Regions from separate parts of the Mus musculus genome. Here all the other regions are linked to region 2. A link is a loop called in an ENCODE intact Hi-C map of the cell type or tissue named here. Cell type or tissue: heart. All regions are shown on one strand.

Region 1 (4,000 bases), 1.3 Mb before region 2:
GTTTGCCATGCACGACTGCTGTTCTAAGAACTGCACATAAACTGCTTCAGTCTTCAGAACTATGGCGGAAACAGGCGTTCCTGTGGCCCCACTTACAGGGAACAATCTCACCCAGAAGTTCAGCAGCTGTTAGAAACCGTTCTAAGTTACTGACTACTCAGTAAGCTGAGAAGTGAAGCCACTCAATCTTCTAAGCCCATTTAAGGAGAGCAAAGAGGAGGGGTCAGGAGCCCTGGCAAAGCCAATATTCAGGGATATTCGTGAGCACCCTAGTAACTAACTCTCCCTCACCCTGCTCCATCTAAGTTACACCAAGAGGCATTTAGGAAACGGTGCTCTATCCTCGGCGACTTTACATGAGATATTATACTCTGACAGAGCTTTCTATGCATCAGCCGATGCAGAGCCAGGTAGACTAATAAAGATAATGGTGACAGGAAACTGGGTACAGGACAGCAGGCAGAAGAGCTCCACCATATGGATGGATGGCTTGGATTGTTTGTTTTTTTTTAATAAAATGTTATTTTCCTTCCTTGCAGAAAAAAAGGGGTCTCACTACACAGCCCAAAGTGGCCTACAACTCCTGTAGCCCAGACTGACCTGGACCTCACGACAACCCCCTCTACCTCACCCTCCCGAATGCTACGATGAATCGTGAGCCAACTCGCTTGGTGAAGAATATCTTCTGACTAGCATAAGACATGGCCTTGCCCATCTGGGAACTGGACCTCCACAGCAGGAAAGGAGCGGCAGGAGGCCGGCTGAATCCCTCGCGCGGAGCGTGGCCCTGCCCGCCCCGTCATGGATCACCTGTAGGGATTGGAATCCAACACCTCGTCGCTCATCTCCTGGATGCGGGTCCGGCCGCAGTGGCCGTCCCCTCCAGAGCGCCGGGTTCTCTCCCGGGCGAGTTCCTGCTCCAGCTCCTCAACCCGCTGTCGCAGCCGCTCCACCGAGTCGGCCATGGCTGGGCTCCCGGTGGCCTCCGATCCCAGGCCGGACCGCCGCCGTCGCCGTCGTCGCCGCCTCCCCACGCTGCCTCGCTGGGCCCACGAAGCGCAGGAGGAACAGACACAGCCTTCCAGGTCCAGACACCGGCGAAGCGGCTCCAAGGCTCCCAGTAAGACACGTCTCCGGCACGCCCACCGGGCTTCCGGCGTGCCACTTCCGGTGCGCCGCCGCCATCGCTCCGCTCGGTAAAAAAAAAAAAAAAATAATAATAATAAATAAAAACACTCCTCAAAACACTTAGCTTTCTTCTCTAGAACCAAGACCCAGGTCTCAGCAGAGCCAGCATCATATGTGTCCAGATCAAGTCGACGGCCATTCCGTCTTTCCTATCTAGGAGGCCATGAGAAACACCAGGGTCTTTTAATGCAGGCTCAAGGTTCTGGCGGACTCTCTTCTTGCACGGACCGCACAGGTCTTCCGCTGGCGCGTCCTTAGTCTAGGGTGACAGCTGTTTGTCTTCATTCGCCAGAGTCACGTTTGCGACCTTGTTTTTCTATAAGACTGAGGACTCCAGCTCTGACGCTGAGGGTAAATTCTAAGTCTGGTCCCACAACAGGCAATTCTTTTATTTCTCCACCAGACTCCGAGTCCCAGACTCCGCCTCCCACATGGCTTTGCAGCAACACTGCCCAGAGTCCCGGTGATTGGCTTCTCCTAAGCCCCGCCCGACCACGCCCCCCCCCCCCCCCCCCCAAGTGCCGGTCTCCTTTCTGCCTTGGCGCAACCTCCGTACAGTCTGTGGATTCCTCGGTGACAACAGTGGCGGTCATGGAGACGGATGTCACCAGTGACACCGTGGAAGTGCTACCCCAGCACAAGTTCGACCTCAGGTCCCTGGAGGCCTACCTGAATCAGCACTTGCCGGGCTTTGGGTCAGATTCCCGGGCTGTGCTGACTGTTACTCAATACAGGTATCAACCATAGCCTTTGCCTCCTGGGAACATGTCTGTGCTTGGTGCTTCGCTTCCTTTGGCCCTGGGTGGGTGTCTCATTTGCCCGGTCGGGATTTCTTTCCCTGCAAGGATGCTTCCTGGATAATTTGTACTCGAATCCCAGGCTAGTCTGAATTAGAGGGCAGGAGCAGAGGTGCAGTATCCATTATGCAGTGCAGTCTTGTTAAGGACTAAAATTATGTGTCTAATTCACCGAGAGTGTTGCGGCTGAACACTCTTGAATTCCTAATAGATATCTTCTGTGACCTTCTGTGCTACAATCTAAAGATCAGTTTCTGAGGGGCTGGTGCCATTTTGTTTAATTGACCTTAGTCACCTGGGGCTAGGTTAATAATACCAGCTAAAATATACCAATTCGATTCTAGACATTCCACTTCACTGTTTTTAGCACCACTTAAGGCCTAAGTTCTTGAAGCAAGGGAATTAAACGGGAGGAGGTGACTCCAAGAATACCTTTCCCCACTGACAAGTGAATCTGGTTTTAGTCTGGTGTTTTGTAAATAGAGAGGGTATTTTTTGTTTGGTTTTTGATTTTTGTTTTTTTTTTACTTTTATACAGTTCCAGTATAAAACCATTTCATATGGTTTCAGTAAACTGTGCCTGGCCTTTCTATCTGGGGATTTAACTGTAACATAAATTCAGAGATCAAAGTTCCTTTCCTGTAATATTTGCCTGTATCCATTAGTCTTGATAAAGAAATGAAGTGATTTAGGTGAAAGGACTTAAGCATTGAAATATCCGTGGAGAGGTGGAATAAGTAATAGTTGACACTTCTAAACTTAATACTTTGTGTTGTAAACAGACTGAAGCAGGTCAAAGTTCACATTTCAGTGATTAGTTCACTCTGTGGAATTTGGCCAGCTTATTGTCCTGCTTTCAGATAAAGGTTATATATGTTCACATTACTGTGGTCCTGTGCAGACTTAAAATAATTCTGAATTAAGTTGATGTTCACCAAAATCATGCTCAATACATGAAATTAGTTGTGATACAAAAAAAAGTACTTCTGAAGTCAAACCTAGGGCTACATGGCTTTAATCCCAACAATCTAAAGATCCCTGGAGATTGGAGGCTGAGGAAAAATGATTGTGAATTTGAGGCCAGTCTGGGCTATGTAGCAATCCTTGGTTTCAAACACTATTTTTCCAGGAATGTTATATAATCTTGATTTAACATAGATGTACATATTCAACAGAGAAAACACATTCATTTTCAGGACATATGAAAAATTATAAAAATAAAAGTAGATAGATAGAAAGAGAGAGAAATAGTAAGGCCACAAAAATCTCAAAGGAATCTTTTAAAAGTTTAGACCAGTTCTATGGCTTATCAGGTAAAGGCACCTGCTGCTGAGCCTGACAACCTGAGACAACCCCCTGGAAACTACATTGTGGAAAGAGAGAGACAGATCCTGCATGTTGTCCTCTGACCCCCACACGTGTGCCACCAAATAAATAAATATAAAGGGGGAAAACACACATTTTGACAATATAAATGCAACTTTTTAATAGGATTAAAACAGCAAAGAAATGCTATCCAGAAACGACTTGTTTTGTGTGTTGAAAAGCCAAGAGCAACATAGGTAATAGTTTGTTAAACTTAAGAGTACAAATCACTTGCATTTCTATATCTTAGCAACAGTTGAAAAATGACACCCAAAAGCTCTAATAAAAACATCCCAAAACATTACCTAATAGAAGGTGTTCAAGACCTTTGTATAGAACATAAAAAAAAACCTCATTAGCAGTTTTTAAAGAACCTTAGAAGTCACATACATGAGCAGGAAAAGTCAGGATTGAAAAATTTTGCTCTTTGTTCCAACTGATCTATAGATTCAAAGCAATGTTAATCAAAATTCTGGTTTTTTTCTCTAATTTGAAAAAACCTGCTTCTAAATTTTATGTGAAACCAAAAGGTTAACAGAAACATTCCAAACAAAACAAACAAACAAAAAAACTGAGTGGGAAATCTTGTCGAAGACCCTCTGGGCCCCTTTGTCTGAACAGGTCTCTAGTCACGGGTGGACAAAGCGTAG
Region 2 (4,000 bases):
ACACCAGCTAATGCTCGTGCTCTCTCTCTCTCTCTCTCTCTCTTTCTCTCTCTCTCTCTCTCTGTGTGTGTGTGTGTATGTGTGTGTGTATGTGTGTGCATGTGTTTTGTAGGATGAAAGGAAATACAGTAAATTCCAGAAGGCACTCTCTCATAGAAAAAGAGCCTTCCTTATACATGCAACTTTATCACAATAGTTTAGAGCCACATTTTTACTGACTCCTGAAATGTGTATTTGTTTTATGATTCATATTTTGTTAGATATTTATACTCCCCATCGACTTAAAAACCAATGCGAACCCAGGGCCATGGCTTCCCCTAATGCACACATAGGCCAACTCCCTGGTGATGCTTTCCTCCCTCTCAGTCTGCTTTGACTCAGCACAGAGTAAATTGGGGTTAAACCCTGATTAGCATATTCTGCTTCCCTTTGCTTTTTGCCCATGTCAACTTTAAATCACAGTTTTGGGGTGTCTGTTTGCTAGACTAGCTATGTGGAAGGATATCAATTCAGTGCCCCCCCCCCATCTTAAGCAAGATCTGATTCCATTTCTATTGTACACACTGGGTACAGAGCTATCTCCTGGATTAGAAGTAAGGACATGCACCTCAGACCTAAGACTGCGTTTTAAAGCTAGCTGACTCTAAGTGTAGTACAGGTGAAGCCACAGTTCCTGAGGGAGCTATGAAATGTTATGAATGGCAGAACTGTCCCATGAGAAAGTATTCCACAAAACACACTCTTACTCCATTCCATCAAAGTGTTGAATGTTTTATTGAAAACTGTGCTTTTGTTTAAAATCTACATGAAAATAGGACTTTACGCTGAATACTATGTACACCTTGGCATTAGGTTTTCATATTCAGCAATTCTAAAACAACGAGAAAAAAATAGTGTTATAGTGTTGACCTGTGGGCTCAACATTTACCACAAAACCTACAAGGACACTCAAACAGAAAAAAAAAAACTGCAAAACATAAAACCTATTTGTAATTTTGTCTTCTTTAAATAATGTACTAATCTGTGGTTTGATCTAGTCCCAGTGAGAGCAATGCCCCTCTCCTCAAGGAAACGTTACTAAAATCTGCAGAATCTAAAGAATAGGTCCTAAAAGGTACCTTCTGTTTGCTTCTTTGACTGGCATAAAAGTGGTGATTTCTAGATAAACTAGGCTGTTCAAAAAAAAAAAATGGCCTCTCTGTCGCCTTTCAGATCACTAATAATAATTCTCAATGTGGAGAGGCGATTAAAGTCCCCACTTAGTAAAGAGCTGAACTCAAGATGGAGGACCAAAGCTTCTATTTGTAATGGAGTAATAAACCCAGCAGTGTGTGAGCAGCCTCTCCAGGCTCATCACACAGAATCAGCTCTGTCGCCCTCATCTCAGTTGGTATCCATGGAATGTACACACACTGCAGGCTGGATCTGAACCTAGGGCAGAGGATGAACTTGGGTGCTAGGGACACAGGTTATGCTTGTATCCCTGGGGCCTAGCTAACAGCTGACATACAGTTGTTAGCAAACGTTTGGAGAGCGAAGAAAGATCCAGCATACCAAATGTGACCCAAAGACAAGTAAAGGAAAGAAAACATAATAGGAACTAGAAGAAAGCTGAGAGACGCCCACTTTGTGCTAACCATCCCTGGGGTACCCATCCCGCTGGGGCAGGTAAAGAGAAAGTCAAGTGTTTACCGATGGTAAGAACTGAGTGGTTTATGTCCATGTCAAAAAACCCAAAAAACTAGGAAGCTGTTTTGACCTGAGGTTCTGCTAACTAAATCTGACCTGAGAAGTAAACTCTAACCCTGAGGTAAAACGAAAAAACTTGTCTCTTCAACAAATAAACCTTAAGTTTTTCGCGGAGCGCGTGAATGTATATCGAGGAGCAGGGCGCTTAGTCTCCCGAAGGGGAATGCGGTCCAGGGGCTGTGGGACCCGGCTGCCCGAGAGATCCACTTTCATTACCTTTACAGGTCCCCAGCCTGCGGCGCCCGGCCAAGCCTCCGTCAGCCTAGAGCTCGCTGCCTCGGAGGGCGTGGTTGTTTAACATCGTCGCCACGGAGACGGCGCGGGGGCTGCTGGGAAGTCGACGTTCCGGCGTCCAATCCAACGGAAGCGCGCCGGACCCTTCGAGGCGTGGCGAAGCGAGCAGGGTGAGGAGGCGGCCGCAAGTGTGAGAGGAATGGCTCAACCTCTCACACCAAGTTCCCACCACCCGGCCCGAAAGCATTTTCTCCTCCAGGGAGAGCCCTCAGCTTCTCGGAGCCAGGCTTCCCAGTGACGTCGTTCGCAGCACTTCCTGTTTCCGCTCGCGGTCTTCCACGCACCCGCGGGTCTGCCGTTTCTCCCCGGGATCCTACCTGCTGCTGCTGGTGAAGTGAGCCGGCGGTCGGGCGGAAGCAGCCGGCGGATCCGGAGGGCAGGAGCAGGTTGAGGTAGGAAGATTGGTGGTTGAGGAATTAGATCCTACCTTTTCCTGCCCTTTGCTTGCATTCCTTGAGCTACTTCGCTCAAGGTCAAGTCATTAGTTTACAGTGAGTTCGCAGAAACCACATGACAAACCGGGAAAGACATGACGATTCAGAATTAAAAAGTGTTGAGATGTTGGCCGAGGTGGATCTGAGGTGAGATAAAAAATCAAGTGCAATAATGTAAGCTGATACCAAAGGCAAAAAATTCAGGAGGATGCATTTTTTTATGTGGTAGCCCCACAAAAATCAAAATGCAAAAATTCCAAGGTTGGCAAAACTTTCACGATTTTAAACACGGGCAAGGCTGGCAATAGCATCGTGCTAAGCGATATTTGAAGCCAGAGGCGAGGGGGGAAACCAGTAATACTAATCCTATGAGTTGTTAGCCAGATAGGCCATTAGTAAGGGGGTGTAAGAATCCAGTTGAGGTTGAAATTGTATACTTGGGATCCTAGAAGCATAAAGCTGTGTTTTTCCTTAGCTCAAACTACTCTCCAATGTACCCTACACTCAAGACCTGTAACAAGGGTCTAGTTATCCATAAGGAAAAAAAAAATTGGCTCATTATGTGTCTTATGCTGGGTTGTCATTTTTATAGCTTAGGACTTTTGGCCTTGACCCTCACAAAACAGATTTCTTCCTTTATCTCTATATGGGCTGCCATGAGGTGGTGTGGCCTAGATATAAGTTCTGTCTTCCACCTCCAATAATCCAATCAAGCAAAGTTCCTCAACAGCGTATCCTGCAGTTTGGGTCTTGATTGATTCTAGATATACTCAGATTGACAACCAAGAATAGCCATCAAAAAGACCAGCAATTGATTTTTTTTGTTTGTTTCAACAGGGATTTCTGTCGATCATCATGGGTATTCGGGGACTAATGAGCTTTGTGGAAGATTATAGTAATGAATTCTTCGTTGATTTGAAATTGCGGAACACAAAACTTATCATTGATGGCTATTCTCTCTTCCACCGACTTTGCTTCAATTCTGACTTGGAGCTCAGGTATGGAGGAGACTATGATTTATTCGCAGATGTTGTACAGAAATTCTTTGAATCACTGTTTGTGTGTCATATTTGTCCGTATGTTGTATTAGATGGAGGATGTGACATTTCAGATAAAAAGCTGACAACTTTGAAGGATCGAGCAAAAGAGAAGATCCAAGCAGCCCGTTCCCTTTCTCTTGGTGGGGGTGGGAATGTGTGCCCCTTACTCATCCGAGAAGTGTTCATACAGGTTTTGATCAGGCTTGAGGTATGTTTCGTACAGAGCTTTTCAGAAGCAGATCGGGACATTATGACACTTGCCAATCACTGGAATTGTCCTGTGCTATCATCGGATAGTGACTTTTGCATTTTTGACTTGAGAAGTGGGTTTTGCTCACTGAATAGCTTCCAGTGGAGAAATCTGAACACTATTAAAGATACACAAGATTACTACATTCCCGCCAGAAGCTTTTCCCTCAATGCATTCTGCCATTACTTCAACAACATGAACAAAGCTCTACTACCTCTCTTTGCGGTGCTGTG
Region 3 (4,000 bases), 260 kb before region 2:
TTTTAATTGGTGTTTTACTGGGACACAACAACCACAAATTTATACATCATGCAGATAAGTTTGACGTGGCAGAGTAAAGGGTTCCCACGGACACCATGTGACTGAAGGGGCTTCTACTTCTTACTGTGTAGTGCTCTTTATGATGCTGTGTGCTCACTCCTCACTGTGAAGTCTTAAAGACAAGAGCAGTGGGTCTCTATTTCTGTCACCATACCTAGCACTGAGCAAGTATTAACCTGTACCTTTTGAAAAAGCTCTGGAACTTGGAGGCCCAGATATCAGCCTACTCTTCCAGATGCCTCTAGGTTTTTTTTTGTTTTTGTTTTTGTTTTTTTTTGGTTTGTTTGTTTGGTTGTTTTTTTTTAAGCAGGGCAGGCTAGACAGAGACAATGGGAGCTCAAAGATGAACACGCAGGAAGACAGGTATCAGGACTGAGGTCTCAGGCCTCCTAAGAAGCCCTTGACAATTCCAACTCTCAGTTAGAGCGCAGGGCTGGGTAGGCCCTTACGTCACTTTCTGAAACCCACTGCTCTGCTCAAGCCCCAGGTAACACAGGACAATTCTCAGAAAGAAGCCATCTCCTTTGCTTCCCTAACAGGCATGGGTTGGGCTGGACACAGGACAGCAGCCTTACAGCGGATGGGGAAGAAACCCTCCCATTTACCCGGAAGGAGTGGGATGTGCCAAATGCCACATCATGGTTAAACTGGGCAGATGACAGTGTGTCAGGCTGTGTGTGACCACGAACTACACATATACATACCTGGAGCTTCCAGGCTGTTTGTCCATGTATAAGGCAGGACTCTGGGATACTACAAAGGCCTTTTATCCCTAATGCCACCAGACAAGGTGTTCCGTTGAAAACAGTGCATATCCTTCCCTGTTGCTAATCTGGCACCACCTACAATCCTTTATACCCCAAAGAGAGACCACTTGTCCTTCCCTCCCTCATACCAAGGCCCTCTGGGTTCCAGGGGTCCATGCTGGTCCGATTCTACTTAGAATCTGGGATCTTTAGTTTTGCAATAATGCCAGGATCCAGAAGTTTCAAGTCCTGAAGGGCTTCTAGTAGCTGCTCTCGGGCAGCTCCAATGAAGGAATTCTCCAGAAAGGCAGGCAGGCCTCCCTCACCATCACGGAGGACGTACAGGGGTACCCGCACCAGGCCCAGCACCTATGAAAAGGAGACATCGGACAAGTGGGACCTCAAGAACCTCAACACATTACCTTATCTACCTTGGAACAGAACTCTCCAGAGAAGAGCCAAGCAGAACCGGGCCTAATAATCACACCTCAGGAGAGCTTAGAGAGCCAAACTCTGTGGACAAGTGAGCCACGCTGGGTTCCAAGCTCCATCCGTGCCAATCCTTCTCCATCCTTTTCCTCACCCTTACTGGCGACGGCCTCCAGGAGGCATGCCTGGCTGTAGCAGTATTTCAAAACTCAGAACTCACACCACTGTATAGGTAGCACTTGGGTGCTCAAGAAAAATGCAAATACCCAAGTATTCCTCTGACATCCTTACCCAACTCAAGTGATTCCAATGGACTGTTCAGTCTAAACACTGTCAAAGTGTGCGCACTAATCAGTTTTAATAGCGCTCTCACTCCCAGGTTCAGGGTCACCTCTACACACAGGCGTCCCTAGCATTAGACTCACTGTCTGCTTAAGGGAAATATGAACCCAAAGTCAAGAGCTTAGGGTATCATGTGCACTAGCATAGAGCTGGAGAGACCTTTGGATGTGTGTTCTAAAAAGCTCTCTGCAGGGGCCGCTAAAGGTGGCCGAGTAGGTGGTATTATCTAGCCTGGAGATGACCAAGATCCCAACTAGTTCATGCCACTTGAAAGAATTCAAAGTCGGAGGGTCAAAATCTCCTCCACCCAGTGGCTTTTCTCGGTAAGGGGATTGGGGGAGGACAGACTGGAGCTGGAGTGGATCCCAGGCTGGTCCCACCTCCAGCCCATGGTCCTTGGCTTGAGGTGCCCTGGCTTCCACAGCCTGCAGCTGTTCCAGAGTCAGGCGCTTGGCATAGAAGTGGGCCACCACGCGCGGTCTGGCCGCGATGTGTGAGCTGCGGTAGTCAGAGCGTTCAACGCGGAAGGCAGACATCGCTTCGCCCAGCTCCTCGCGCAGTTCCCGGTTCAGCCCGTCCTCCAGGCAGCTGTCCTGCGCGTCCACGAAGCCGCCAGGGAAGCCCAGGCGCCCGTCAAAGCGCATCTGCATCTGGGGGAGGAGGGTATGATGGTTGGCCCGGGCTCGCGAGCCCTGGGGCGGGGGAGCGGCCGTGCATGACGCGTCCTCACCAGCACGGCGAAGCGCATCGGGATGCGGCCGAACAGCTTGCGGGGGTCGGGCGCGTAGAGCAGCGCATGGCAGGCGTGGCGCCAGTCCGGCCCGAGCGCCAGGGCCTCGCTGAGCTCCACTTTCCGATGCCCCTCCATCTCGAGGCTCGCACTTCCGGGTTCTTGCAGAGGCCAGCGCCTCGGGGCGGAGCTTTGCGAGACTCCGCATCAGCCAATCAGGATGGGTCTCTCAGGAGCTCCGAAGACACCCTGGATTGGCCCTTAGGCTAGGGTGGGGCTGAAGGCTTGGTAAGGTCAGGCTCAGGCCGGAGGTGTTTTGGAACCTGAGTTAGAATTTACGCAGGAGTTCTGCCAGTGCAAAGGACAACGTATTTTTTAGAAAACGGTTCTGGGTTGGTCCGTTCATAACAAAGAGTCTAGGGATGGGAGGAAGGTAGTCTGGCTTCAGAACTTATTCCTAGCCTAGCGTGATGGGGGAAAGGAGAGGTGGGTGTAACAAGTCTTGAGTGGTGGAAATGTGGGGATTGACTGATTATAAGAGGGCACAGGGACAGAGCTAACACATTTGGGGAAGGGGAGTGGCCAATGGATGTGGTTACAACAACCAACTGCATTGGCTGTGGGCTCTGGGTAGTGATGTGGCGCCTGGTACATGGAAAATGACATGGAAATGTCACAGGTCACACAGTAAGATTGGGGAGGGGTGGCTGGCTGAGGAAATAAAGCACAGAAAAGAGTGGGGAGGAGTCAGACAGGACACCCCACCACCACCACACTAGGAGTAAATTAAAATACCCTCAGAACTTTAAATTGTGAAGAAAAATAGGAAAGAGATGGGGGACACTCAATGCCTAATGCTGAGATCCTGGCATTCAGGATCCTTCACCTCAGCTAGGCTGCCCCACCTGAAGTTGAGTCCATATATCAAGAACCTGTATGTATTTAAGGAAGGGAAGAGGTGACACTCAAAGAAGATCTGACTTCAGGTCACAGCCTGGACTTGAAAGTTTGTTGTAGAGCTCAGAACTCACCCAGATACAGGCTTGTGACTTTAGTAGAAGCCACTCAACCCTCTCAGGTTCCCAGTTAAGGACCTGTTAGTGGAGGTGGAACCAGCGTAGTATGGGAGTAAAATTCTCCTCAGAGCCAGACATATGGTAAATGCAGCCATTCTTGGATTCGAGGGTGGAGGTTCGATGCTGTGTCTTATGTCAAAGATTGAGGCCAGCATCCTAAGAATAAGGGCACCATCAGGAAAAGCCTGTGGACATCTTGCCTCAGTCCCCTGAGTCGCAGGGCAGAGATGCCATTGACTGAGGCAGTCACATCATGGTGAGTTAGGTGCGATACAGATGCCATTACTCAGATAACATCCAAGGGACAGGCAAATCATCCTGGTCAAACATTATCACCTGGCAACAAGAAGGAGAAGGAGGAGGAGGAGGAGGAGGAAGAGGAAGAAGAGAAGAAGAAGAAGAAGAAGAAGAAGAAGAAGAAGAAGAAGAAGAAGAAGAAGAAGAAGAAGAAAGAAGCTTATAAAACCCTTCATATCTTCCAATTCCAGAGCCCCACCCCAGGCCAATTTCAAGAAAAAATTCCTGGTGGTAGTAAGAGGACACGGTGGTTCTTTTGTTTTGTTTTCTGGATGTGTGCAGTGTATGTGCATGTACAAATGTATGTGTGTTCAAAAGAC
Region 4 (4,000 bases), 340 kb before region 2:
ATGGAAAGCTTGAAATCTGATCCCGTATCCCCTAAGGAAACCAGTGCTAGGTCTCTTGGGACCTGGGACTGTCACTTAGAAGTACACAGCAATGACTAAATCTAGAGTAACGACAATGCCGTGCCCCAGTTGTCAATCAGGACAGCAAATTATGGTTTTTCTTCAATTCACTTTGGCAGTGGCGCCTATCATTGGTTTCATTGACACAATGTCCCCATTCTGGGTCAGGTAAAACTTGGCACAAGAAACAAAGGTTAACCTGGATGCTCCCTCACCCCAGTCCATTGCATAGGGTATACTTACTTGCTTTCCTCTCTATTGCTAGAGGAATTCTAAGGCCAGGACAGTAACACAGATACTCCTGAGAAACAAATAAAATGTCTAGAAAAACATCCCTGTTGTGATACTGCCACTCTTTAGACACTGTCTTTACCTCTTACTAGCTGGGTAATATTATAGAAGTAATGCAATCTCCCTTTGCCTAAGTTGGGATAATGACAGTATCATTGCATGAGGTTATTACAAAAATTAAGTGGGAAAATATACTGAGAGAATGAAATGAATCCTCTTACCACCCATACTGCTGTCTTTACATCCAAACATCAACACGGTATTTCTAGAGGCTGCTAAAAACATGACTAACAGGTTCACCAATTGTTCTCAACCCATAATTTGGTCTTCCTGCCACCAGAACAAAAATTAAGACGCCTAATTGCTGAACTATCTTTAATTCTTCATAGCATCCATTTTGAACATATGTTCATTTCCTTGATAATACATTAAAAAACACCTGGAGTAAGCCCAAATCATGTAATAAAGCTCTTCAACTTACTTCTACACTGACAGCCCCAGGCACATAGTCCTTCTTGTTGCATTGAGCTACTTAAACTGGCCTTCCTACAAGTTTAGTGACCTCCTGGATACCATTGACTGATGGACACATACAATACTGAACACAGACTATTGTATACTATAGACATACAAAACACTAGATATTGGTGATAGTAGGTTTTGTTTTCTCTTATTCTCATGCATAGTAGATGTCAAGGCTCAATGAATATGCCTATCTTAAGTATCTGTGAAGTCAGGTAGCAAGGACAGAGTGATGCATTCTTTTCTCTGAGTCTCAAAATATTACTGAGAAGCTGTCAAGGTACCCACAACAGCACTTAGTGGAAGAACAGGCAACGATTTTGAGCCCTCACGTCTAAGCAATAACTCTCTAAACTTTCTAAAGCAGGTTACCCAGGTCTTTAATTTTCTTTCTTCCTTCCTTCCTTCCTTCCTTCCTTCCTTCCTTCCTTCCTTCCTTCCTTCCTTCCTTCCTTCCTTCCTTTCTTTCTTTCTTTCTTTCTTTCTTTCTTTCTTTCTTTCTTTCTTTCTTTCTTCCTTTCTTCCTTGCTCGCTTGCGCTCTCTCTCTCTCTCTCTCTCTCTCTCTCTCTCTCTCTCTCTCTCTCTCTCTCTCTCTCTAAAGAGGAAGCTGAAAGGCCAAATTGCTGTTTCTACTTTTCCAAAAACACTGATGTAACTGAGATAGGGTTTTTGGAGTAGAGAAATGAATGTCTAGCACATACAAGGTAGGACGACCTGGGGCATAGAAGATACAGTACTGTTGTAGCTGTATCACGATCATTCTGAAACTTTATGGTAACACTCTTTCCTGAAACAATTGCACCTGGTCTCAACTCTATGAGCTGCCTCTCTAGACAATTCCGGTTTAAGGTCTTTGATGAGTTGAAGAACGGCCTGGGACTGTTTGTGCTCCAGCCCCGAAAGTTGCATGTGGTCCGGTTTTGTTGTTTTTGGTTTGTTTTGTTTGTTTTGACCCCACTTTATTGTTAGCATACATCAGTCCTATTTCAGTGTTAACTCTGTTCATCTGTTTTTGGCATGTACATAAATTTTAAGTACTTGCTCCCTTAGTTATAATATAGAAATAACTTCTTTAAAGGGCTGGTCTTGGGATTAACCAATATAAAATTGCCAAAGTGCGACTTACTTAGCACAGTGAGTTTTCCCACAGTGAGTATTATTGGAGGTGACTTCTCTTTCTTTAGTTTACAAAGAAATTTTTATCTTTTCTTGTCACATTCTCCTAAAGTTTAAAGCCCCAAACGTTCTTTGCCACCACTAGAGTCAACCATCTAATCCATTGGCAAAGTAGAGCCATTTGGATACGGAACCATAGTTACAGGTATGGAGTCTTTACCCGGACCGCTTTGAGAAACGGACCGGAAGTGGCCCGGCTGTGCTTTTCCTCCGCGGAGGGCATTGGCGGACAAACGGCGTGACTGCTGTCCCAGGCCTACTACGAACTCCTGGGGTTTGGGTTGGGGACTTGCTGAAAGCTCCGCGGCGGCGCGGCGGGAGGTGTCGCGAGCCGAGCCCTGCCCGGCCACTTCCATGCCGGGTTGGAGGCTGCTGGCGCAGGCTGGCGCCCGGGTGCTGGGCTGTGGCGCCAGAGGCCTAGGTGCTGACCCCGGCTTAGAGAGAAGGTGGGTATGGGCAAGAGGTGGTGGCGGGGGGCGCCGCCCACTCAACTATGTCCTTGAACAGAGATTTGGTTTTGCCGCAGAGGGTTAGAAGTGGAAGGGGCCATGTGTTCAAGGGGGTAGCATAGAAAATTAAGAAAGCATCGTTCAATCTAAAGCCTTGAAGGAGTAGTGGGGTTTTGTTTTAATGTTCAAGGAATTAGGGGTTAGCTGCGACTATTAGCAGCAGCAAGAATGTCTTCCAACCAGCCAGTGCTGGACTAGACGTTGTGTTTGTATTGTAACCTATATTAGGCCTTGTGTCCGGTGAGCAGACCACTGTCGTGAAAGTTTTTCAGATAAAACTGAAACTAAAGGGAAATAGGTTGTCCAAAGTCACTCAGCTAATGAGTAGAAAATCACTTGTAATTCTAAGCTGGAACTTCCTCACTACCAACCAAAGTAGACTGCCCAGAGGTTTATTTAGGTTCTCATCCACCCCCACCGTATGCAAAAATTAAACACACTTCCTTCCTTCCTTGCCTCAAGCTGCTAATCTCCTTCTTAGTGCATTTGCTGGACAGGGGTTGTGTTCTGTGGTTTTTAGTTTTGTTTTTAAAACTGCTTATTTGGTAGTTTGTTAACATTGGCGATGCCACTCCATTAGAAAACTGTCAAGTACAGATTCATGTGGGTTAGTAGTCACTCATGTGTTTCTTATTAGTTAGGTAGGATTGTTTATTGTTAATGAAAAGATAAATTTAGCCTTCAGGGTAACCATTCTTGGTTAAAGCAGAAGCCCCCGTGTTATTATAAGAAGTGTTAGGGAAAATGGACAAACCACACCATTCCCTGAGGCCGTGAGTGCATTATCTAACTGTGGCCTCCCCTACATTAAATGGAAATAATGACTTGATTGTTTTTGTTTCCAGAAAGAATATCTTGTTCTTTGTTAGAAATCTCCACAGCAAGAGTAGTACTTGGTGGGATGAACATCTTTCTGAAGAAAATCTCTCCTTTGTTAAGCAACTGGTCTCCGATGAAAATAAAACCCAGCTGACAAGTAAACTGAATCCCTTGAAAGATGAGCCGTGGCCTTTACATCCCTGGGAACCAGGTGAGGTGTAGGGATTTGAGATGTGACCCCTTAATTACAGTATGGCTTGATGCATGAAAATGGTGACATATGACATCTTGAATTTTCATATCTGTTTCATTCTGCTTTCGTCTGCCAGCTTATTTGTTTCCAGATAAGTAAAAGACCTCAGGAAGGTGTTTTGTAGGTGTGAGGTGAAGCATTCTGCATATATTGTCTTCTTTAGATACAAAGAATATAAAATGAAAGGTAGAAACCAGGAAGAAGAGGCTGGAAAATCCAGTGTAAACTGTCCTGTATTAATACAGCTACTTTCAGTTGGGATGCTTGTGTGCTGTTTGGGAAGCATAGTTCCAGAATCAGCATGTCCTATGGCATGTATGTATGGCATGTATGTATGGCATGTATGTAGTATAATACACTAAACCCATT
Region 5 (4,000 bases), 250 kb after region 2:
GGCATGAATGTGGTGCAGATAAACACACGCAGCCAAAGCATCCATCCATATAAACCTAAAAAGGTTTTAAAAGAAGAAAAATCAATTGCATACAAAGTATTTATGACTTGATTCTGAGACTCCAGGGGGTTGACCTTGAGGTCCCAAGCAGACCAGACAATCAAACACCAAGCTACATCTAAGGCTTTGACAAAGGATTTAAGTAGACATTTTCCAGAGATGACGAATGAATGGGCAACAGGTACACGAGGAGATGCTCAACGTCATTAAATCCTCGGGGAACTGCAAATGAAACCAAAAGGAGATGTCACTTTGTACCCACCAAGATGCTCTAATAATGGAAAATGGATGATGTCATCGCTAGAAAGGACACAGAGGGATCAGGAGCCCCACACTGTGCTGGTGGGGATGTAAGGCTGTGTGCACTTTGGAAAATAATTTAGCAGTTTCTCAGAACGTAAAGGCCAAGGGGCCGAGGGCTAGCTCACAGCTTCAGGCTTTTCCTTTTGGTGAAACAGATTATAGCTATTATAGAACTGTAAAAATATATTAAAAACAACCGCTTTCTCCCTCTCCTCTTTGGTGCTGGGGAGGCAACACTTATAAAAGAAAGTATTTTCTTAAGCGGCTTGCTTAATGTTGCGAGCCGTCCAGCGGCTCACAAGGACGGGTACACCTGAATAGCAGGCCGGTGCTGAAAGAGAGGGAAACTAGGCGACCAGAGGAAGATGGAACCAAGACAGGGTTCTGATCAAGGTTCAAATTTTTAATGGTGGACATGCTTTATAAAAGAGGGGGCGGGGAAGTCCATTCCCGCCAATTCATCCTTGGAGCCTGGAACCAGCCGCAGGTGATGACATGCAGAATAGGGTGTAGTCTCTAGAATAGTTCTGGGGCCTCTCAGCAGGTAGCAGTATCTTGAAGGGGAACAGCGGCAGTGGCAGAACAATAGAGTGCTCTAGGCTCCACCCTAGATAATCTCCTTAGTGGCAGCAAGATCAAGTTCTGGCTTAGCCTGCTTCAGGCTTATGGGAGGCTACAGTTTAAGGTTTCAGAGGGTTAGTCAAAGATCACCGTGGCAGGGATCAATCATCGCAGCTGGCAGGCAGGAGCTGAGAGTTACAGCCTGGTCAACAGGCAGCAGCAAGAGAGGGACACTGGGCCTGGCCTAGGCTTTTTAAACCTCAAAGCCAGTGACACACCTCCCCCAATAAAGCCACACCTTCTAGTCCTCTAAATAGCCCACCCACTAGGGACTAGATATTCAAATATACAACCCTTTGGGAGCCATTCTCATTCGAACCAGCACAGTAGCAAAAGCAAGAAAATTAGAACACAACTCCAGCAAAGACCCATTCTTTTTACCATGATGCACCCAGGTAATTCCAGCACCCAGTAAGTTGGGGCAGGGGGATGTATTTCAGCTAGCCTGAAATACAGAACGAGACCTTGCTTTCAAAAATAGAATGAATAAAGAATTAAAACCAGCCAATCTTGACACTTTGAAAAATGGTTTTAACTTGATTTTTTGACAATCTTATACATGTATAATGTGATTACTGTAATACCCCCACCCCTAATTAACCAGCACTTTCAAATATTTTTTTTCCAAGACTCACTGAGTTTAGGCAGTGAGTTTGGGGCTATCCATTGGAGTCTGGTGGGCACTCAGTAGGGAGTCAATTGAAGAAAGTGGTTTCTCTCCTAGAATACATTAGAAGCCAAGTCTTTATCACAGAGAGGTAGGGTGCATACACTTCCCCAACCAATGGTTGACTTAAAATGCCAGGTGTTGTGTAGGTTCACTGTAAGATTTACTCCTGCTGTGAAGCCATGACAGCTTTGGCTCTGCCATACCGAGATAACTTGTGTGTGTACATACAAAATATGCATGCATGCATACATACATACATACATTTTTTTTTGGAGAGAGGATCTCTCTTTATAGACAGGCTAGCCTCTAACAAATCCATCTACCTCTCCTGAGTAATGAGATTAAAGGTTCGTGTCACCCCAATTGTGCACTTTTTAAACCGACGAACTTTATGACACATAGCTTCTCACTCAATAAAGTTGAAATCCAACTTAGTGGGGGAGCTAGGTTTTCTAAGTACGTGGGTAAGTTTACTTAGAGCCATTGGTCACAGAGTTAGTGAAGAAAAGCACCTCCTGCTTGAGGCAGCGAGGCCACGCTTCCTTCCCTTGTTTCCTAGCAACCGGCTTCCTACTGAACGCTTCCTCAAGCCTCCGTCCGTCACTTCCGATCTCAACAGGAAGTGAGGTCAACCCGGAGGCTTTCCCGGGAGTTCAGCGTTTGCCGCAGGTGAAGTCGTCTTCCTGGACGGGCACTGTCCCTGTCCCTGTCCCTGTCCAGGGCTGCTGCAAAGGCCCTGGGATCCGGGGACTCGAACCCGCGGGGGCCCAGGGCGGCAGGGGAGGAGCCGGCAGCGAGGCTGCTGGGTGTCCGGAGTCCCGAGTGTGTTTGCTCTCCCAGTTGTTCACCCCCAGCTCTAGATCTCGGACGTGTCTGCGCTCCTGCCCCAACTACCCCGGTCCCGTGTCTGAAAGAAGACCCCTCACAGAAAACATTCTCCTGGCCGGCTTCCGTTCACGCCCAAGCCCCTCGGAGCTCTGCCAAGACCTCCCTGGGATCTTTCAGCGACTTTTGAGTTGCCAGAGGCCTGGGGTAAATGTTTTCCTGAGTGCTCAACTATGGGGTAGGGAGACAGTTCCTGCAAAATGTGGGGTTAGGTAACTTGGGGCAGTGTGCATTTCGGCTTACTTTTCTTGAATGTTTCTGGCGGGGTTTCTTGTTGCAAACTGGAGGAGTTTGCCTTGGTTTAGGAGGAGGGAGACATCACTGCGAGGATGCAAGGCCCAGTTGATGCTAATTCTATAGATCTGATTGATCCTCCCAGGACTTAAAATGATCCGTTTGTATCATGTGATTCGTTCTTTTAAGCGTTTAGCGTGTTTCTTACTTGCAAGTAAACTAGTTTTCCCGGACAAGGACCGAGGCATACGGTACTTTTACGACTTTAATAGTATCACACAGTGAATGCATGTTTTTAACATTTTTAGCTTAATGTTGAAGGGACTACGTTGTGCATAGTGGGATCTCAGCCCTTACGAGGTGGAGGCTAGAGGATCTGGAGTTCAAACTCACTTCTCGGGCTACATAGAGAGTTCCATGCCAAGCCTGGGCTACACAGACCTTATCTCTAAAATAAAATGTTGAAGGCATGTATGTAATTAAACAGTTTAGCGGCTGGAAAGAATGACATGACGTAGCACCATATTTTTAGATAAAAGTAATAAAATCTACTTAGATAATTTTTTCTGAATTTGAGACAGATCTGGGACTCACATTCACACACATAGTAGGTAAAGGTACAGATGTCTTTTAGGAAAAGGCCAAATAATGGCGATTTCACTGTTTCTTTGTTTCTCTCCATTTTAATCTCTCTCCTGCTCGACATCCTTTTACCCAGGTGTTCTGTGTTAAGCTGCTGTCCCAGAGGTGCTGGGCATTATGGGAAATCAGCTGGCTGGCATCGCTCCTTCCCAGATCCTGTCTGTAGAGAGTTATTTCTCAGACATCCATGACTTTGAGTATGATAAGAGCCTGGGAAGCACTCGGTTTTTTAAAGTCGCTCGAGCCAAGCACCGGGAAGGCCTGGTGGTTGTGAAGGTCTTTGCAATTCAGGATCCCACGTTACCCTTAACTAGTTATAAACAGGAGCTGGAGGAACTGAAAATCAGGCTCCACTCCGCCCAGAACTGCCTCCCCTTCCAGAAAGCAGCAGAAAAGGCGTCTGAGAAAGCAGCCATGCTGTTCCGGCAGTATGTGAGAGACAACCTCTACGATCGCATCAGTACCCGCCCGTTCCTAAACAACATCGAGAAGCGCTGGATCGCCTTCCAGATCCTGACGGCCGTGGACCAAGCGCACAAATCTGGAGTCCGCCACGGAGACATCAAGACAGAGAATGTGATGGTC
Region 6 (4,000 bases), 220 kb after region 2:
AGTGAGTGTGCTTCAGCAGCCCGAGAGAGTTGCACGGCTTAGCACTGCAGTAGAAGGGCTCTGCGGCATATATGAGCCTATTCTAGGGAGACATGTCATCTTTCAAGAAGGTTGAGTGTCCAAGTGTCCTTCTCTCCAGGTAAAACGACACGGGAGCAGGTCAGGGTTGCTCTGGGTAAAAGCCTGTGAGCCTAAGAGCTAATCCTGTACATGGCTCCTTTACCTGCACACTGGGGATTTGACCTCTATCTCCACTCTCATTAATATGGGTGGCCTATTGCTCTTATTAAAAGGAAAGGGGGAGATGTTGGGAGCCGCCCCCACATTCGCCATCACAAGATGGCGCTGACATCCTGTGTTCTAAGTGGTAAACAAATAATCTGCGCATGTGCCAAGGGTATTTTACCACTACATGTACTCTGCCTTTCCCGTGACGTCAACTCGGCCATGGGCTGCAGCCAATCAGGGAGTGATGCGTCCTAGGCGAAGGATAATTCTCCTTAAAGGGAACGGGGTTTCCGCCATTCTCTCTCTTGCTTGCGCTCTGGCGCTCTGCGCTCTGGCGCTCTGGCTCCTAAAGATGTAAGCAGGGGGCTTTCGTTTTTGGGGCTTGGGGCTTGCGCTCCTGCTCCTGAAGATGTAAGCAATAAAGTTTTGCCGCAGAAGATTCTGGTTTGTTGTGTCTTTCCTGGCCGGTCGTGAGAACGCGTTTAAGAGAGGGTGCCACCAAGACCAATGAGATTACAGGAGGGTGCCATCAAGACCAATGAGATTACAGGAGGGTGCCATCAAGGCCAACATACCTTCAACTTTAATAACAACTCAACTCATTCATTCATTCATGGTAAACACATTCATCAATAATAATTGAGGACCCACATGTGCCATGACTATTAGGCAGAAGACTATGAGGAAGTTAAGTGATTTTGAGTATCTGTCATTAAGGAGAGCAAAAAAGCTACACAACTAAATTAATTCAACAAAGTTTTCAAGTACAAGCAGAGAAGAGGGAAGAATGCCTCCACAGAGCAGTAGACGACAAGGAAAGGGGATTTTTGCTTTTACATTTTATTGATTTATTTTTAAGTTTTCCTTTACTTTTATTTTATGGGTATGGGTGTTTTGCTTTCATATATATTTAAACATCTATGCATACTATGCCAATGAGGGCAAAAGAAGGTGTTGCCTACTCTGGGGCTAGAATTACACATGATTGTAAGCACTGTGGGGGTGCTGGGAATTGAACCTCAATCCTCTGGAAGAGCAACCAGTGCTCTTAACTGCTGAGCTATGTCTCCAGCCTTCCAGTTCCTTCAAATTCTTTAAATATTTTTATTTTACTTTAAATTGTGTGTGTATATGTATGTGAGTATGTGTGTCTGTGTCTGTGTTTCCATGGGTATGTGTGGGTACGTGTGGAGATCAGAGGACAACTTTAGAATCCTTTATCTCATCCCATCTTTACAGGAGTCTAACCAGAGGTTGGACCCGTGTCCCTAGGCAGTGCAACAAGAGCCTTTACCCATTGCCTGGTCCCTTTAAATTCTAACAGGTAGTTATTGTTAGACCAAGCCAGGAAGTTGCTCCTTGGTTATGAAGGACGTGGAGAGGAAAGGCCTGGGAACGTGGTCAAGCAGGAGGTGTGTCTGAAACAATTGCTCTGTGTGGTTGTCCTCTCCACCTCTCCTCCTCCCAGATAACAGTGAAGCTTGAGGTTGCGCTCAGAGAAACGAGAGGAAGTTAGTTACAGCGCCTGGCTGGCTCAGGGAAGGATCCTCATGACCGCGTTGGTCGTCCATCTGGGCTAGTGTGAAGTTATTTTAAGGAGCTCTGCCAACTTGCACAGATGCGGCCACATTTGCCAGCTCCTACGTCTGGCTTGTTGGCTGGTTTCGCTCTTCCTTCTAGGTCATGTGGGCAGTCTTATCTTCAGTATTGTCTTGGCTATTATGCCCTATTTTCTTCTTAATCCTTCTTAAAAGGAGACCATTTCCACTGAGCCACATTCAAGCAGTAAAAACAAAAGATTTATCCATATGATACGGAACTCATTCCCTAGAAATCATATCTAGTTTGCTTTCCCTGTTGCTGTGCTAAAGCAATGAACAAATGCGTCTTGGGGAAGGAAGGGTTTATTTCAGTTTACAGTCCTTCACTGGGGGAAGTTAGGACAGGAACCCGTACAAGCAGAGGTAGGAAGAGCAGAGCAGTTCTTGGCACTGTGGTGTGGCAGTCAGGAAGCAGGAGGGAGGTAGAAAGGGAGGGAGCGAAGGGGGTTGGGGGAGAGAGAGAGGGAGCAGTGGGGGAGAGGGAGAATTTACAGGCTCTCCTTATTTTCCTTTTTTATTCCATCTACACTGGAGCCTAGGGGATGGTGACACCCACAGTCAGTGTGGCTGTTTCTTCTGTAGTCAATCTAATCGGGAAGGTGCCGTGCAGACACACCAGCAGGTGCACCTGGCTAATCTAGACATTTCTCAACCCAATCAAGTTGACAATGAAGCCGAACTAACACAAAGCCTTAAGGAGAGAGTCCAGAAAGGGTGATCCAGTCTTGATGATTCAACCGCAAGGGTGGCCAAAAGACACCAACTCACTGCCCCAGCTACTGGATTAATAGGTCACCCTTAAGTGCTGAAAGCATGCCCAGGACTGATACTTATCACCAAATGCATGCCAGAGCTTTGGCCCACTTGGCACGCAGCCCACAGCCTCTGCCTTGCTTTCCTGGTTGCGCTGCTAATTTGCATCCCACGCATCAGCAACTCTAAAGCGTGATGAGAATTCTGGCTGGAGCGAGCATGATTTATCTGTCTCCCCAGGAGTGACCATCTCACTGGCAAGGCAGCAGCACTTTTGTATCCTTGCCAAGGTTCACCACCAGGGAGAGATAATTAAAGCCAGGCATGAAGCGTTGAGGTCTTTTAAAGCCTCCCGTAATGCTACCTCTGCTTCAGGATTTGAAGGGGAATTCAAAGGTCACCCTCTAAGAAGCCAGAGAGCATCAAAACCAGCCACCTTTAAAGCACTTCTACTCATAACCCCCCCCCGAGAGACAGCTTATCATAATTCAAGGAACACCTGCCCATCTCTCTTCACATTCTCCTAATAAATTTCTTTTGCCCCTAGACAAAGATATCCTTTGTCACCTTGCCAAGTCCTTACCTACATCCTGGATCTACATTAGTAAAAGAGCACAGATGGATATTAATTGCTGGTATCAGAGAGCTTAGCCTTCTTGGATATGGGGAAAATAGCTACTTTATGGGTTAGGTCTTTCCTGGAATCCATAGTCAGGCAGGGTACACAGCTAAGTTGAATCTAAGATTTTAAACTAAGGAGGAAGATCCTGTTTTAAAGCTATATGTTCTGTTTTCTGAGAAATCCTGTCCCTGGGAGACTAAGGACAGGACAGTGAGGTCACTGGACCTGACAGAAGAGGGCAAGAGGTGGAGCTGTCGTGGAGAGCAGGAGAGGGGTGTGGTGTGGTACTCAATGTGGCTGAATGAAAATTCCAAACAAAGAGGTTTGGAAGTCAATGTCACTTCTGGGTGTGTGACACAGTATTGTGAGCAAATTTGGAGACAGCGTCACCAGGCCAGCCAGGTACATTTCCTTTGCCATCCGTGGGACAGTACATGGGCAAATCAGAACCATTTCAAGGGACTGATATCGGATGTCTTTGTTTTTTGTCATCTGTGTTCATTCAACTCTTAAGTTTTCTGGTATATTCTGTTTGCAAGATGCAAGGCAGAATTCTGCATCTGTCACTCCAGGGCTCTCTCTTCAGTGAACCAAACACTGAGATGTTCAGTCTTGGTTCCACAGGGCTTGGCACTGAGGTATGGGGAAGAGGAGAGGACTTTGGTAGCCAGAGCGAATAGTGGAACTTTCTTGGAGGCATGTGGAAAGTGGTGGGGAGAGGCAGTGATGGGCGGGCAGACCGGAAGTGGCCTCTGGAATCTAACAGTGGGAGGAGAGTAGGCCGGTCGGATGCTAC
Region 7 (4,000 bases), 100 kb after region 2:
ATTACAAACCCATCTGCCAGGGGCCTTTACCTTCATTTTCCATCGAAACTGCACTCTGGTTGATGGCTACAAAGTCTTTAGTGTCAGCCACGGCCACACTGGGAATAGAGAGGAGAGGAGGACAAGGAAGAGAAGACCCCGGAATCCCAGGCTGTCACCCCCGCTCCCGGCCACGCGTCCCACGGCTGCTCCCACCACCCCTAGCAGCAGCATCTGCAAGAGAAACCAGGAGAAGCGGAGCTGAGGAGAGGGGAGAGGAGCAGGGCGACCCTCGCCCAGCCGCCACCACCCTAGCCCACCCCCTGCGCCGCCCGCAGCGCCTGCGACACACACGCCAGCCGGGCGGCGCCCGAGAGGCGCCCTACGGGCAAGAGACGTTCCCCCCCTCCCTGGACGCCCCCTTCCCTCTGGACCTGGAAGTTTCTGGAAATAGGGGCAGGAGTAGACACCCGAGTCCTCCCCGACACCCCAGACGTCCTCCCCTTCCCTCCAGGCTGCGAGGACTCACTCGCGGGGCTGCGGGGGCGCCCCACGCGCCTCGGGCGACCCGGAGCTGCTGGCAGCACAGCGGCGCCACACGTCCCGAGGAGAAGGAGCAGGACGGCGGCAGGGAGGGGAGAGGAGGAGCGGCGAAGGGCCCGTCAAGCTCGGCCCGCCGGCTCCGCGCGTCTCCGCGCACGGCCGAGCAGCTCTGCTCCCGCCTCCGCCTCCTGCGCTCCGCTCCGCCCCTCCCCGCCGCCCGGCGCTCCCTGCACTGCCCAGCCCGCCGCCCACCGAGCTTTGTCGCTACCACTTCCGCCCGGAGAGGCGCGCGCGCAGGCGCACTCCAGCTCTCGGCGCGGGTGAGCGGAAGTGCAGTGAGGCCGAGCCTGCGAGCCCTAATGGACGTGGTCCTGGGGATGCAGAGGGTTTGTAGGAGAGCGCGCGGGGCCCACGGCTCCTCCAGGGCTCTCGGGATAGCGACTGCCCGCTTTCTACACACCCGGCGGCGCAAGGGGCGGAAGGACACCCATCCCCGTATCCAGCCACACATTCTGTCGAGGCGGCCGCGGGTACGAGGCAGAGACAGGCACAGCCATTGCCGGGTCACAGAGTCGCCTGGGCGCTCTCTGCACAGCTCTGGAAGTCTCTCCGGTCTCACGGCCGTCACAATCTCCCCGGACGACACAGAGAGAAGCTGATGTTCCTGTCAGCGGCCTCCCACGCGTCGTACCCTCACTTGTAAACACGAGCTCTGGCTGCTTCTCTGGTCTTGGGAGGACTGGTCATCATGGGACCAGTTTCCAAAATTCTTTCCTGCTCAGGGGTGTGCTCCGAAGCCCCATGTGTCATGAAAGGGCAAGGTTCAGAGTGACAGCTCGAGGAAGGAACCCTGACCTTTTTTCATTGCGTGAATGCAACCAGAATAGCTGGGATAGAATCTAGAAATCAAGTCGCCCTGCCATCGAAGCCGAAAAACCCATATTACCTTGGCCGCTGCTATCATTTTCCAAGTCAGCCTTTCACTTAGCACCTCACACAAACCCCTAGACTTCTAATGAATAGTTGCTACTCTTTAAAGCACAGGAAGCCATTGAACCACTCTCCCACCTATATCCACTAGAGGGCAGAACTACACCTATGGCCAGTTACGGAGCATCCTCTGAAGACCCCCTCCCTCCCCTTCTGCTCCAAAGAAAAAGCCTCTACAGGTATTTTTTCCTCCGTGACCAAATAACCGTAACAAAATTGCTCTTTTATATTGGGTCCTATAACATGCTTTCAAACACACGTTCTACATAATGGACCGAGTTGCCTGCCTTCCTGTGTTGGGTGCCTGTTAAGCTTGTTTAGGATCAAAATTTCTGGACAGCTTCTGGGTTGACATACACACGTCTTCTATTTTGAAAAATGAGCTTTTGCCAGGCATAGTAGTTCATGCCACTCATGGGAAACAGAAGCAGAGGATGGCCGCAATTTCCAGGCCAGGCTAGTGTAGAAATCTATAATTCATCTCCACTTTGGTATGTATAATGATGTTTTATATGCCCCGTGGCATAAGCTTGTGGCTTCTATAATAAAATTGCTGTCTCGTGCTCAGTTTTAAAATTAGTTTGTAGTAGTTATTACTTAACAGAATATTAATGTTACAACAAGCACAATTTAAAACACAAAGTTTACAAGGTAGATCACATTATATAAGCACTTAGAATTCATATGTAGACTTCTGGAAAACGTAATTTTATTGTTGTGCTGGGGTTTCTTTTATCACCTTAACAGGGCTAGTGTCATCTGGTAAAATGGAAGGCTCAACTGAGAAAATGTCTCCATCACATAGACCTACCTACAGTCAAGTCTGTGGAGAATTTTCTCAAGTGATTGATGCGGGAGTGCCGGGATCACTGTGGACAGGGCTATCCATGGACAGGTGGTCCTGGGTTAGGTAAGATGGCAAACTGAGGGACCCGTGAGAAGCAAGCCAGGAAGCAGTGCTCCTCCATGGGCTCCGCTTCAGTTTCTGCCTCCAGGTTCCCACTTTGGATTGCTTCAGCGATGGAAAGTATAAGCCTTTCCTTCCCTAGCTGCTTCTGATGTCTTGGGACAGCAAAAGAAAAGAAAACTAGGACATCTGTATTGTTAGTTATTGGACCAATTAGCTGAAACGATGCGCGTGTTGCTTAAGATGGTTTTTCTATTCTGTACCAGATCTGATCACGGCCCCACACTAGCCGAGATCAGCAACATTGACTTCTATTTCCTGTGATCAAAAGTTAGCATTTATTATGTATCTGCATATAATTTATATATTAAAGCTTTAATCAATACTGTTAAAGCCAGAGCAGCATGCTCTCCTCTTTTTCTGTGCATGCTGGATCCTTCTGTGAGGGGCTGTGTACCATTCCCACCTCGGTGTGTGACAGAGGGAGGGACTAAAATATAGTGAACTGTAAATGCAAAATGCACGAACATGCAGAAGGATTCCTTCTTTCCTCTTACACAGTAAAACTGTCGGAAGGGACAGAAAGGGCGCGTGAAGATAATAATAAAGCAGAAGCATTGCCGAGGTGGAACCCTTAATATGTGAAGAAACATTAAGACTAGCTACAGTGAGACTGGTGGCCATGAGAGACAATATAGCCAAGTGTCCTTGTGACCAACCCCGAAAGTTCCCCTTTAAAATAACCCTCCCCTAAAGTTTGGCTCTTATTCCTTTTGTGTTGAATATTTAACCTACAAAATTAAATGCATCTAGAGCAAAATGTGGTTTACAGGAGCTGAGAGTGTTTCTCAGTGGTGGGAATGGAATCCTTAGATGATTCAAACTTGAGCACCACTGAGAAAGTGGGGGTGAGGAGATGAGAAAAGAAGAGTGGTCACATGACTGAGAAGGTTCGAGGCTCCTTTTCCTGGGGGAAGCGTGGGGAAGCACGGTCATGATGCTCCAATGTTATTCATACTGTGCTTGGTTCTAAGAGGATATGAGCTACCCTGCTTTTATATTATAATAAAACTTGAACATTTAAAAGTATATGAAGATCAAATACTTGATATAAATTAGCCTTGTCCAACTATTTAAATACAGATGATAAAGGAGTGTGTATTTTAAAATAAAACTAGAAGAGCTACTTTTAAATCTTCCCCTAGTTACTGTCTTCTTTTAACCCTTTAGCATCATCTGAACTAAAGGATCAAAATTGTTAGGAAAAGTCAGCAAACAAAGATATATGCCCTGAAGTTCACCATCCCATATAGTTGGTTTAAAAGAAAAAAAAAACTGAGCACGTTTATGCATATGTATGTATGTTCGTGAGCGTGTGTGTGTGTGTGTATGTGTGTGTGTGTAAGCATAGAAGACAGCCTTGAGTACATCTTTAGAATACCCTTCATCTCCTTTGAGCCAGGTCTATAATTGGCCTGGGGCACACAGATAGTCTAGATTGACTGGGCAGCAAGCCCTAGGGATCCTCCCATCTCTGCCTCCCCAGAGATGGAATTACAGACACATGCCACCATGCTCAGT

Evidence for each region. Hi-C counts contacts between places; a loop is a spot of excess contacts. Peaks named below come from ENCODE experiments on the same cell type or tissue, not always from the same donor. Only the 100,000 strongest peaks of a DNase experiment are listed, where the experiment ranks them.
Region 1: it touches region 2 in a loop (20-fold over the local background); 3 of 42 quality-filtered maps call a loop at or near these places.
Region 3: it touches region 2 in a loop (3-fold over the local background); 17 of 42 quality-filtered maps call a loop at or near these places.
Region 4: a loop joins it to region 2, with 10 times the contacts of the local background. A loop is called at or near these places in 29 of 42 quality-filtered maps.
Region 5: a loop joins it to region 2, with 2.9 times the contacts of the local background. A loop is called at or near these places in 4 of 42 quality-filtered maps.
Region 6: it touches region 2 in a loop (4-fold over the local background); 4 of 42 quality-filtered maps call a loop at or near these places.
Region 7: it touches region 2 in a loop (5-fold over the local background); 3 of 42 quality-filtered maps call a loop at or near these places.

The regions. Positions count from the first base shown.
Region 1 is chr9:104,061,982-104,065,981 of GRCm38, forward strand. It overlaps Uba5 (ubiquitin-like modifier activating enzyme 5), which reads right to left and starts at 1,140. Exons shown (of 12, transcript NM_025692.3): 1 at 811-1,140. The coding sequence starts at 965. Acad11 (acyl-Coenzyme A dehydrogenase family, member 11) reads left to right here and starts at 1,743. Exons shown (of 20, transcript NM_175324.4): 1 at 1,743-1,922. The coding sequence starts at 1,780. In heart, no CTCF peak of the experiment used is centred here; DNase peaks (open chromatin) are centred at 1,120 and 1,660; H3K4me3 peaks cover 2,375 bases; H3K27ac peaks cover 1,584 bases.
Region 2 is chr9:105,393,231-105,397,230 of GRCm38, forward strand. Nek11 (NIMA (never in mitosis gene a)-related expressed kinase 11) reads right to left here and starts at 2,057. Exons shown (of 16, transcript NM_172461.3): 1 at 1,966-2,057. Aste1 (asteroid homolog 1) reads left to right here and starts at 2,132. Exons shown (of 5, transcript NM_025651.5): 1 at 2,132-2,435; 2 at 3,315-4,000. The coding sequence starts at 3,333. In heart, no CTCF peak of the experiment used is centred here; a DNase peak (open chromatin) is centred at 2,131; H3K4me3 peaks cover 1,841 bases; H3K27ac peaks cover 1,102 bases.
Region 3 is chr9:105,129,336-105,133,335 of GRCm38, forward strand. Nudt16 (nudix (nucleoside diphosphate linked moiety X)-type motif 16) reads right to left here and starts at 2,470. Exons shown (of 3, transcript NM_029385.2): 1 at 2,308-2,470; 2 at 1,958-2,227; 3 at 3-1,175. The coding sequence starts at 2,445. The coding sequence ends at 996. In heart, no CTCF peak of the experiment used is centred here; a DNase peak (open chromatin) is centred at 2,456; H3K4me3 peaks cover 1,507 bases; H3K27ac peaks cover 1,384 bases.
Region 4 is chr9:105,051,017-105,055,016 of GRCm38, forward strand. It overlaps Mrpl3 (mitochondrial ribosomal protein L3), which reads left to right and starts at 2,252. Exons shown (of 10, transcript NM_053159.4): 1 at 2,252-2,496; 2 at 3,405-3,589. The coding sequence starts at 2,405. In heart, no CTCF peak of the experiment used is centred here; a DNase peak (open chromatin) is centred at 2,355; H3K4me3 peaks cover 1,678 bases; H3K27ac peaks cover 947 bases.
Region 5 is chr9:105,640,705-105,644,704 of GRCm38, forward strand. It overlaps Pik3r4 (phosphoinositide-3-kinase regulatory subunit 4), which reads left to right and starts at 2,291. Exons shown (of 20, transcript NM_001081309.1): 1 at 2,291-2,686; 2 at 3,492-4,000. The coding sequence starts at 3,533. In heart, no CTCF peak of the experiment used is centred here; a DNase peak (open chromatin) is centred at 2,267; H3K4me3 peaks cover 1,299 bases; H3K27ac peaks cover 986 bases.
Region 6 is chr9:105,610,393-105,614,392 of GRCm38, forward strand. No RefSeq gene overlaps it. Among named protein-coding and RNA genes, the nearest start is that of Pik3r4, 31 kb to the right of the region's middle. In heart, no CTCF peak of the experiment used is centred here; a DNase peak (open chromatin) is centred at 1,779.
Region 7 is chr9:105,494,385-105,498,384 of GRCm38, forward strand. All of the region lies in intron 1 of Atp2c1 (ATPase, Ca++-sequestering), which reads right to left. Gm40564 (a long non-coding RNA gene) reads left to right here and starts at 1,608. Exons shown (of 2, transcript XR_871130.1): 1 at 1,608-1,691; 2 at 2,260-2,814. In heart, CTCF peaks have their summits at 293 and 1,605 (motif pointing right); a DNase peak (open chromatin) is centred at 787; H3K4me3 peaks cover 1,890 bases; H3K27ac peaks cover 1,627 bases.